Linked DNA regions of Homo sapiens: region 2 is linked to region 1. Evidence: chromatin contacts called from ENCODE Hi-C or POLR2A ChIA-PET data. All regions are on one chromosome and are shown on one strand. Each heading gives the region's core, a stretch centred on a gene start or an enhancer-like site at or near the end of the contact. The rest is flanking DNA. Distances are from core to core; before and after follow the strand shown. Region 1 holds the start of CDC42SE2 (CDC42 small effector 2). Region 2 holds the start of LINC02863 (long intergenic non-protein coding RNA 2863).

Region 1 (5,345 bases), core at 1,011-3,510:
AGAGCCGAGATAGCACAGATTAGGCCACTGCACTCCAGCCTGGGTGACAAAGTGAGACCCTGTCTCAAAAAAAAAAAAAAAAAGTGTCATTCAACTGAATGGCATTGTGTCCTTAATTGACTTTTTTTTTTTTTTTAACTGATGAGAAGGGTGCATGAATAGCTATAGCAACTGAAATTAGATCATGGTATTCAATCACGTAATGTTTTGTTACAAAATATGAAAAATCTGAAAATAAATGTTTACATAATGAATACTACCCTTTATAGGTAAATGATAGAAAATTTACTACTTAAGGCATTCACACAAGGTTACTACATTTGTAATTCAAAGGGAGGCTTACAAGCACATATATCAAGTTCGGGAATTTTCTGGTTTTTTTTTTTTGTTCTAGGAAATTTTTAGAATTAATAGTCTTTATGTAACCTTCCTCTACTCTATCATGTTATTCTCATTCAGTGAAATAGGATTGTAGCGTATCATTGGTCAAAAAACTGCATTAAAAGTCAAGTAAATGGTCATCACTGTACTCACAGTAACTGGAAAATCAAAATGCTTATGGTATGATGTAGATAAAGATCTTATGGTTAACTGAAACAGAAACCAAGAGAAAATTTAAAATAAAAAAAATTGGTCATTTTTTGTTGCTTTAGTTTTTTTTAATCTCAGGGAATTTTTAAATTTTTCATTTATTCTAGGGACTTGGGATACATCAGTTGAACAAAACAGACAAAAATCCCAGCTTCTACTAGGGAAGGCAGACACTAAAAGCTAAACATATCAGATAAATACAGGCATACCTCAGTATCCGAGGGGGATTGGCTCTAGGACCACGACCAGTACCAAAATCCTCTCAGGTCTCTAATATAAAATGATATAGTATTTGCACATAACCCACATATATCCTCCTGTATAAATTATCTATAGATTACTTATAATACAATGTAAGTGCTATGTAAATAGCTGTTATATTGTATTGGTTTTTATTTGTATTTTTAAATTGTTGTGTTTTTTTTCCCAAATATTTTCCATCTGTGGTTGGTTGAATCCAGAAACGCAGAAGCCATGGATGCGGAGGGCTGACTCTGAATTATAAAGATTGTTACAAGGTGGGAAGTGTCATGGGATGAAAGGAAAAATAGTAAGGTAGGAAAGATGGAGAATTTTTTTTTTTTTTGGAACACGTGTCACTCTGTCCAGCCCAAGCTGGAGTGCAGTGGCCTGATGATGGCTCACTGTAACGTAACTCCTGGCCTCAGCCTCCAGAGTACCTGGAACTATAGGTACACGCCAACACACCAGGGTAATTTTTTTTTTTTTTTTTTGTAGAGACAGGGTCTCGCTATGTTGCCCACTCTGTTCTATTTTGAAGGTACAACCAACAAGCTTTCTTGACAGATTGAAAGTGAAAATGAGAGTATGAGAGGAGTTATGGATGATATAAAGTTTTTGGCCTGAGTAACTAGAAATCCTCGCCATCAACCTAGAATGGGGAAGACCATACATTACTTACAGGTTCGAGAGCTTACTTCAGTGGCATTACGCTATCCTTTTGAACTTACGATAAAGTTTTGTAGGCATTTTGGTGGACTGCTGGCTGCTAGATAGGGCACTCATGTTTCTGATTTCTGAGATATGTAAAATACACACCCAAAGGAATCACAGAAGTCTAGTACATGTGTAATTTTCACGCATTTCAAACCAGGTGGTTTAGCCAGCCTTAAACCAGTTAATGACTGATTGAACGATTCTGACTTTTACATGAAAAAGCAGTGGTCAGAGGATGGGCTCTCAACCGCTACTGAGAGACCCCTCATCCCACAACCGCTCAGCACCCACCCACCCACCCTCGCCTGTGCGCGTCCACCGCCCCACAACGTGCGCAGACGTCGCTCCTCCGCACGGATGTCCGCGGCCCGGGCCGGGGTGGGAAGGGGCTCCCCCACGCTCCCGCCCAGGTTTGGTCGCCATCTTTCGGAGCGTCCTTTCCCGCGAGTGCTGCAGTCCCGGATCTCAGGCGTCCGTTAGCTACAGAGGCCAATTCCTAACCCGCGCGGCTCGAATCCCGGGGGTCCCATCGCCTGCCGGCCGATTCGCCCATGCCGGAGGTACGGCGGGGGCGGGGCCTGGCGGGGGGCGGGGCCAGCACTGCGGTCGCTGCAGCTGCGCAACGGCGCCCGCCCCTCCGGCCGCTCTAGGGGCGCGCGCCGCCTCTCGCTCCGCCCAACCCGCGCGCGAGCCTGGGCGGGGAGGGGGAGCCAGGAAGCTGCGAGCGCGCTGGGGAGCGCAGCTGCAGGCGTTGGGGCGGCAGGAGCCGCGGAGCCGGCGCTGAGAGGGGCTGCGGCCGGAGCGGGCGGCTGAGACAAAGGCGACGGTGAGTGCAATGCCAGCCCCAGTCGCGCGTCGGCCGCCACGCCTCGCCCTCTCGGTCCCTTGGGCGGGGTCCCGAAGCCCCGAACCCTCGTCCCTGAGGGCTCTGGGGTGAGCGCGGCCCGGCCTTGCCAGCCGCGCGCTGCGGGCTGTGGGCTGAGCCTGCGTCTTCCATTTCAGGTTTGGGCGAGGTCCTCATGCCCTAGGACCCTGCCTTTGGTTTTTCTTCTGTTTCCTCTGAGGAATGGTTACACGCTCAGTTCAGAATTCACGGCAGGCGGACAGCTGAGGCAGCCAACTGACCGCCTGATGTAAAATGGAAAGGCAGACCCCCCCCCTCCCCCCAACTTTTCACGTCTGGAAGTCGGGAGGGTGGTGCGAGGGGCGGGCGGGGAGGGCCCGGGGTCTCTAGGTGAGGGTTTCGGGGAGCAAAGACACCTGGCTCCGGAGCTCCGACTCTTCGCCTGAGGCGCCCGACGCGTTCAGTCCGCGGGTCCTGCCGCGGTTCGCCCCGGGCCCCGGGCTTGAAAGCCCTTGGCTACCTCGTCGCGGGAGCTGAGCTACTCTTACAGGTTGTTTTACCCAGTGCTTGCAGCTTTAAGTTGCGATTTTAGGCAACGGGTGTGGTAGGTAGCGGCTCCTTGATGCCGCATTAACAGCTGAAAAAGCGCCCCGATCCGCTGACTTCACTATGTGTAAGAAACAACATTGGGGATTCCTCTTTAGCTTGCAATTATTTTAAATGATAAGCTTTTTTAGGGGAATTTTGGGGGGTGATGTGCAGTTTACAAAATCTAAATGTTTCGTTGAAGGGCCTGGCTTATAGTACGTGCTCAGTAAAGTATTTGTTGAATGAATGAATCTTGAAATATCAGACAAAGCTTATCTCACATCTAGTAAAATTTAGGCACATACTCCTTGATTATGATTAAGGAAAGAATGTCGGCAAACAGTATGTATTTTTGATATACGTTTTTTAGTTTTTGTCCCACATAACATACTGTTGATGAACAGTCCGTTCTTACTCTCAATATTATGAACATAGAAAATATATATCAAATTTGGATTTTCTCTTTTGGTTTGAGAGAAGTTGGTATACATTTTCTGTTTCTTAAAAACAGGCCTTATTTCTAATCTTTAAAAATAATGGAGAAGATAAAGAGGGAGTGGGATTGTATTTTGAAACCCAGCTTTCTGTTTCATTATGAATAAAGGAGTTTATGTGTTTTTGAGAAGGGACTGTGGTATGGTCTTGCTGCTTTTTGAGCAAGGGAGAACTCTAAATTTAGGGGGGGAAAAGCTAATGTTGCACTAATATAATAAAATGTCACCATTTACTCAACAGATATTCATTAAGCACCTGTTTATGGGCACAGGCAAAATCCGCAATTATCCTTTTCTTAAACTTGAATGCAAAGTTATTTCCTTATTATTGATGTCGCAAGTGGTGACTGTCTTAAACCCCTAGTGGCTATTTCAGTTGGGAAAGATGGCAGGTGAACTGCAGGAAGTGTAAATTCATAACAGCCTTTAAAGGTTAATAAGTAACTTTGTACAGCTAAAATTATTGGGTTAAGCTTTTATATTGTCAGTTTAATAGAATCTGTCTACATTTTAAAATGAAGGGAGGAAGACATTTAATAAGCTAGTGTTTTTATTATCTCCCTGGTCCCTATTAGGAGACTTTGGTACAGTGTATTGAAGGGTAATGTACTTCTGGTCCTGTTTTCTGTAAATAATCTTTGTAATAACATTTTCTGTTTTTAAAAATCCCCAGAGATAAACAGTAGATTCCTTTTCTATAAGAAATGTTTTAAAATAAAGCTTCATTTCAGGAATTTTATTTTGTCCTTGTGTTCACCACTTACAAATAAATGCATATAAACTTGATAGTGCTAAAAAGGGAAGGATTATTAGTAATAATTTGTGGTTCCATATGTGGACTTATCTTTTAGTATTGCAACTGTGATAAAACTACTAATTTAAAAGGATGAGATTTGTAGTTTTGCATTTATTCTGAACATAAGGTTGCGTTGCCTATTTTAATCTATTTATATATGTTTAAAAAGCAGTAATATTTTATTTATTTCAGGAATCCAGACTAATGTGATCCAAAGTCTGTCTTGATTATTATGAAATAATGTAGATATTAATTTTTTTATAGTTAGCTTTTTTGTATTTAAGTGGGCTGTTTTGACTGTTAATGCTTATAATACTTAATACATTGTTAAAGATAATGTTTACATTCAAATAGAAGTTTCAGATTTTGGACTTACCGGCTATTAGCTTTTTTTTTTCTTTTTTTTTTTTTTTTCGAGACGAAGTCTCGCTCTGTCACCCAGGCTAGAGTGCAGCGGTGTGATCTCGGCTTACTGCAACCTCCGCCTTTGGGGCTCGAGCTATTCTCATGCCTCAGCCTCCCATGTAGCTGGGATTACAGACATGCGCCACTATGCCCTATTTTTTGTATTTTCAAAAAGAGACGGGGTTTCTCTGTGTTGGCCAGGCTGGTCTCGAACTCCTGGTCTCAAGTGATCTGCCCGCCTCGGCCTCCCAAAGTGTGCTGTTAGCTTTTTATTGTTGTTTCTAGAAAAAATAAGGAAAGTAATTCTTCAAATTTTAGTGATAGAGAATTGTGATACTTTTTCTTTAAATGTGTATTTCTCGGAAGAAGTTACCTGACAATGTACCACTGATAGTCTGGTGTTGATGACAAACCTACTTGTAAATGGTAATAGTGATGATAAAGAACAAGTAAATAAGGTGTGATGTGTTAAGTAAAAGTGTTTGGCTTTTTTTTTTTTTTTTTTTTTTCGGATAAGCACATCATCAGAATTCTTGACAATCAGCAGCTGCGTTAAAATATATTTTTCCAAGAAATCAGAACTCATAATTTTTTTTTTTTTTTTTTGAAACGGAGTCTTGCTCTGTTGCCAGGCTGGAGTGCAGTGGCGCGATCTCGGCTCACTGCAACC
Region 2 (4,837 bases), core at 886-3,385, 1.2 Mb after region 1:
AATGGGTATGAAAATAGTAGCTACTGCAAAGGGTGCTGTGAGAATAAATATGATAATGCACCCAACACAATTCCTGACCCAGAGTACAGCCTCCCTGAAGGTCAGCTGTAATGATTGTGATATGTAATGATTCCCACCCAACAGGCAGGAGAGCCTAGACCATGGAGGCTAGGTGACTTGCCTATGGTCACCTGATAAAGCCAGAGATAGAAGCCAGGGCTCATGGAGTCCCAGGCCAGTGGTCTTTCCCCAGGATTCCTGTTGTTTTTTAGGAGGAAATGTTAATATAGACAGTTCTGTCTGTGTCTAACCCCTTAGTAGCTGGTTCTGGCTTTTGTAGGGGATTGGGGGACAGGACTTCCTCAGCACACAAGACCCTCAATCCTAGGCATTAGCCCCTCTGGGTGGGGCATTTGTGGGAGCAGGGGACATGGCATGACTCCCTCTTTGTTCTGTGAGAGGCAGAGGGGGTTAGGAGTGCTGTGCTCCCAGGACTCTCCTCCTCCCACCGCCACCTGCTGCCTGCCAGATCCTGTAGTCCTTCCTGGGGAATCATCACAGAGGCCTCCAGGAACCTGGAGTGGGGAGGGAGCAGGACAGGCAGGTCCTCCCTCCTGTGGCAGGACTCTGTGGCTCAGGCCTGGGAACTGAGTGTGGGAGGAGGTATGGTCTCCCTAAATAGTTGCTCCCAGCGGGCCATTTGGAAAGAGAAACAGACTTTTGCGCTAGGGGGCAGGGGCATAGATACCCTCTGCAGCTGCCCTGGTCACCTTGTTGCCTGAAGACTGTTCCCAGTGGTCTTAGATACAGAGTGGTGGCCCTTGCTCCTGTCAGAGTAGGTTTAAAGACCACACAGGTAGATTTCTCCCAGAAACAACACCACTTAGAATTTTCCTTCAGGGAGCATAGCACAGGGGAGATGTCCACACACAGTCATACCTGTGTTTGAATCCCAGCTCTGCCTTTTTGCTTGTGGGTGGTCGAGTTGGGAGTGTGCTTGAGAAATTATTCAGCCTCTTCAACTCTCAGTTTCTACCTCTATAAAACGGGAACAAGAATACTTACCTCAAAGATTTGTGGTATGAATTAAACAAAATAACCTGTTTGAACTGCTTAACATGTGTGTGCACGTGGTAGCCCGTGGTAGCTATTTTTATCATCATCATCATCGTTAAGCATGTCAGTGGCCTCTACCAGTCTGTGGGTGGAAGCAGCTTTCATGTGTGGCTCAGCCTCATGGAGGCTGTGCATTTGCTGTGACTCAGGATTCTAGAATGACTGAGCCAAAGATCTCAAACTTCTCTTTGCTATATTGTTATTTGCAGTCACACTCACACACTCAGTTATCCAGGGTGAATAATTAAGTTTCTGTTGATGTAGGTTGCCATGCTGTTTATTTCCCTGTTTCTCTTCTGTTTAGTTCAGCGTCCTTCAAAGAAGACAATAGTTAAGTAGCTAAACTATATTGAGGGCTTAGTATACTAAAAGTGTTACATAAATTAGCCCCTTTCATTCACATAACCAGATTTAGAAACAGAGTTTCAATAATGCCTAAGACTACACTGCTACCGTGCAGCAGACCCAGCAGACCCGGGCTTCACATGTCTCATTCCAGAGCCCACACTGGCCTCTGTACTACCCGCTTTTAAACAGGACAGTGGTTGAATTTGGTGACCTTGAGAGATCAGGTAGTCTGGTCTTTCTTACCTCCTTTCCAGGCTGAGCTGAACATCACAGAGGGGAATATCTGTGATTTTCTTGAGAAACTTTACAGCGAAAGCTGCTGGCTCTGCCCTTGGTAGCCATTTTTATGGTCTGGAGGGACAGTGGCTTCTTCCTAGAGCCACTTTGCAGTGTTCCCTTGAGGCCAGCTGTCCATCCTCGAGAGCAGTTAGGAGGTCCATGTTGAGAGTGTGCTCAGTCCTTAGTTGGAAACCTGGAAACGCAGACCATGAGGGTGGTGTCCCACTGGCACATGGCAGGTGGGGCCTTCTGCCACCCTGGCTGTGTGTGTGGCGTCCAGTGCGAGTGGTAGCCAGACATCATGCCCACCTGCCCTCGAGCTGCTTGCCTGCAGCTGGCTCCTTACTCACAGATCTGCATCCATCCGGCGCTGGGGAGCAGAGGAAGTGGTCTGTGGGCCAGCTGAATTGCCCAAGGAGCTGAGTCACTGGCTGATTTCGGCCTGCCCTGCAGTCCCTGGGGTGACTATGGTGATAGGGGAGAGAAATCTGCTTATCTAGGGGCCTTGAAGCCTGAGAACTCAGACACTCCAGGAGGGTCCTTCATGCCACAGCATTTACTGAGCACCTACTGTGTGCCTAGAGAGGTCATGCGAGAGACCTCAGCATGGGAGTGTGTGTTGGGCTGCCTGGAGCCCGGGTGGCTGGTGGCCACCAGGGAGCTCCACTGCCTTAGAAGGATCTGAGGCTGGCAGAGGGGCCAGGTTGGTGTGCTGCTGTTTATCTGAGCAGATTCCATGACAACCAGGAGATAAATGCCTGAGGTCAAGCAAACCCTGAAACAAGATTAGGTGTCTGGGTAGGGTGGGACCTATACTGTGATTTGGAGACCCTTAAGTGACCAGTATCTTCTGGGTGACTATTTAGCATGCTTAATTAATTTGTTAATTAACTAATGCCCCATCCTACTCCAGAAAGGATTGAAAGTGACTCAATTCAGCAGGTCTTTTAGAGGGAGGAAGGCATCCTGAGTTTGCTGTGAGTGAAAAGCTAGGGTTTATTCAGGCCCCGAGAGGGTCATTTACCAGCTGCCAGCCCAGCTCCACACTCCTAGGGCTGGCTCCCATGAAAGCACAGCCTTTGCTGCCAAAGCTGGTTTGCAGCGTTGCTGGGATCGCCTCCTGGTCTCTTTGCAACAAGTGGCCCCGACACCTTCCTGCTTTGATGCAAATCATGTGACTTAAGAGAAGCAACCTGACCTCAATTACCAGGTGCAAACATCAGTCACTGAGAGTAAGCAGGAGGCCTCCAGTGTCCCTGGTTGTTTTAGCCTCCAGCATTAAATATTAAGAGTGAACTGTTCAGGGTGTGATAAAGGCTGTGTCTCACAGTTTATGATTTCCAGTAAACCAGAGGGCTTAAAGGAAGGGCCAGGGACAGGTGAGAGATTCCAGACCTGGCCCTCTGCTGAGCTGGTAGAGCAATTTCTGCAGGAATGGGAGGGGCAGGGAGTGAGTCCACAGCTAGTAAAGATTTGCCCTGTTCTGTGGCACAGCTAGAGAGCTGCATTGTCTGCCCAGCAGGCCCCAGAAAGTGAGGCCAGTTTCTGCTCCCAGCCAGGCAGCTGCATGCACTCTCAGCATAGGGATATGGGAAAAAGAAGAAGTGTGATGTGTCCTCACCGTGCTGGCCACTGTGCCTGCCTCCTGCTGGGTGCCAGGCCAGCCAGGAGCCCTGGGCACATTCCTCTATCAGTGTAGGCAATGGGCAGCTCCAACTGCTCTCACAGAAAGCTAGAGGAACATTTCGGTATTCAGAGCCTTCAGACACATGGGCTGGGGTTGCTCAGCATCTGGCCTCCATGGGGAAGTCCAGGCCACAAGGAAGCTGCAAGCAGGCAGCATATCCCACTTAGGCCTAGGAAGGGAACTGAGGTCCCCCTCCCACCCTGCAATGTCATAAGGAGACTCAGCCCTTTCTGAGTTTCTCTAGAGCACCTAATCTGATAGCAGTGATAGAAGCCATACATCAAATTAACTCAGCATGCAGTAACAGTGGCATGCATTCATTTAACAAGTATTTAATGAACACTTGACTCTCTGCCACACACTGTACTAGATGCTGGGCATACAGTAGTGAACAGACAAGGTCCCTACTCAAATGGAGCTACAGCATAATGGTGGAGATAGAAAGAAAACACAGAAATAAAACATTGGTGCTAGCAGTAAGTGCTCTCTAACAAATTAAAATAGACTGAAGTGTAATCAAGTGACTGAGTGACTGCTTTGGATTGGGTAGTCAAGGATAGCCTCTGAGGAAGTGGCATTTCAGGGGATACCTGAAAGAAAAGACTAGAAAAGAGCAGGTGAAAGAGCAGACTCTGTCCTGTCTGCTGTAGGCGCAGGAGAGCCAGAGTGACAGGAGGAGAGGAAGAATGTTCTAGAACATATAGCTTGGTTAACTTGCTTTGGTGTTTGTGACACTTTCTTGCTTATTTTCTGAATTACGCGCTAAACCTTCATTCAGTAAAGTTTTATTGCATGCCCTCTGAGTGCCAGGAATTTTGCCGGATGGCATTAAAATCAAGATGAATATGTCAAGTCTCTTCTCAAGGGGTGTCCAGTGTGTTGGGAGAGATGAGCCAGGAAACCAAGACAGTGTGGAAGTGCTGTGAGTGAGAGAATCAAAGAGGGCTAACAGGAGCATACAGAAGGGCTTCCCAACTCCCCGTGGGCAGTCCAGCAGGGCTCCCAGAGGAGAGGACACCTGAGAGGTCCTGGAGGCTGCGGAAGGTTAGCCAGAAGGAGAATGTATGTCCCAGGCACAGAGAGTGGCCTGTGCAAAGGCCTGGAGGGTAGGGTAAGCAAATGAGAGAAGGATGCTGGAGGGTCTTGGAGATGGAACAGGTGGCCAGGAATCACAGAAAGCCTGGAATGCTCTGCTCTAGAGCCTGAACCAGACACTGGAGAATAGCTTGCGGAATGAAGACAGATTCCTAAGGGGCCAAGTCAGCAGCTGGTAAAGGCTGGAGGAAAGGACACTGAGTTTATGAGTCACTGTTCAGACCACTCTCTGGGGCTCCCTTCCTACCTGGGAGCTATCCCAGGCGACGACCAACACACTCTAGCCATTTCCCAAATCAGAATAGAACATTC

What was found. A loop is a pair of places that touch in the nucleus more often than their neighbours do. ChIA-PET counts read pairs that join two places held with the same protein, here RNA polymerase II (POLR2A). Pooled maps may share reads with other maps.
Region 2: a pooled map shows a loop between it and region 1 (3-fold over the local background). The contact joins the promoter of LINC02863 here to the promoter of CDC42SE2 in region 1. A Hi-C loop is called at or near these places in 4 of 37 single-sample maps with no recorded cell type and 9 of 50 pooled maps. POLR2A ChIA-PET finds 5 or more read pairs at or near these places in 1 of 52 experiments (GM10248).

The regions. Positions count from the first base shown.
Region 1 is chr5:131,261,793-131,267,137 of GRCh38, forward strand. It overlaps CDC42SE2 (CDC42 small effector 2), which reads left to right and starts at 2,261. Exons shown (of 5, transcript NM_001375635.1): 1 at 2,261-2,374. RefSeq lists enhancers at 1,545-1,594, 2,723-3,540 and silencers at 1,715-1,784, 1,795-1,844, 1,875-2,524.
Region 2 is chr5:132,424,575-132,429,411 of GRCh38, forward strand. LINC02863 (long intergenic non-protein coding RNA 2863) reads right to left here and starts at 2,136. Exons shown (of 2, transcript NR_186381.1): 1 at 1,708-2,136; 2 at 1-1,038. The region is part of intron 2 of CARINH (colitis associated IRF1 antisense regulator of intestinal homeostasis); the gene reads left to right. RefSeq lists enhancers at 562-681, 1,292-1,511, 1,862-2,061, 2,764-3,350, 3,351-3,935 and silencers at 2,982-3,051, 3,082-3,161, 3,472-3,571.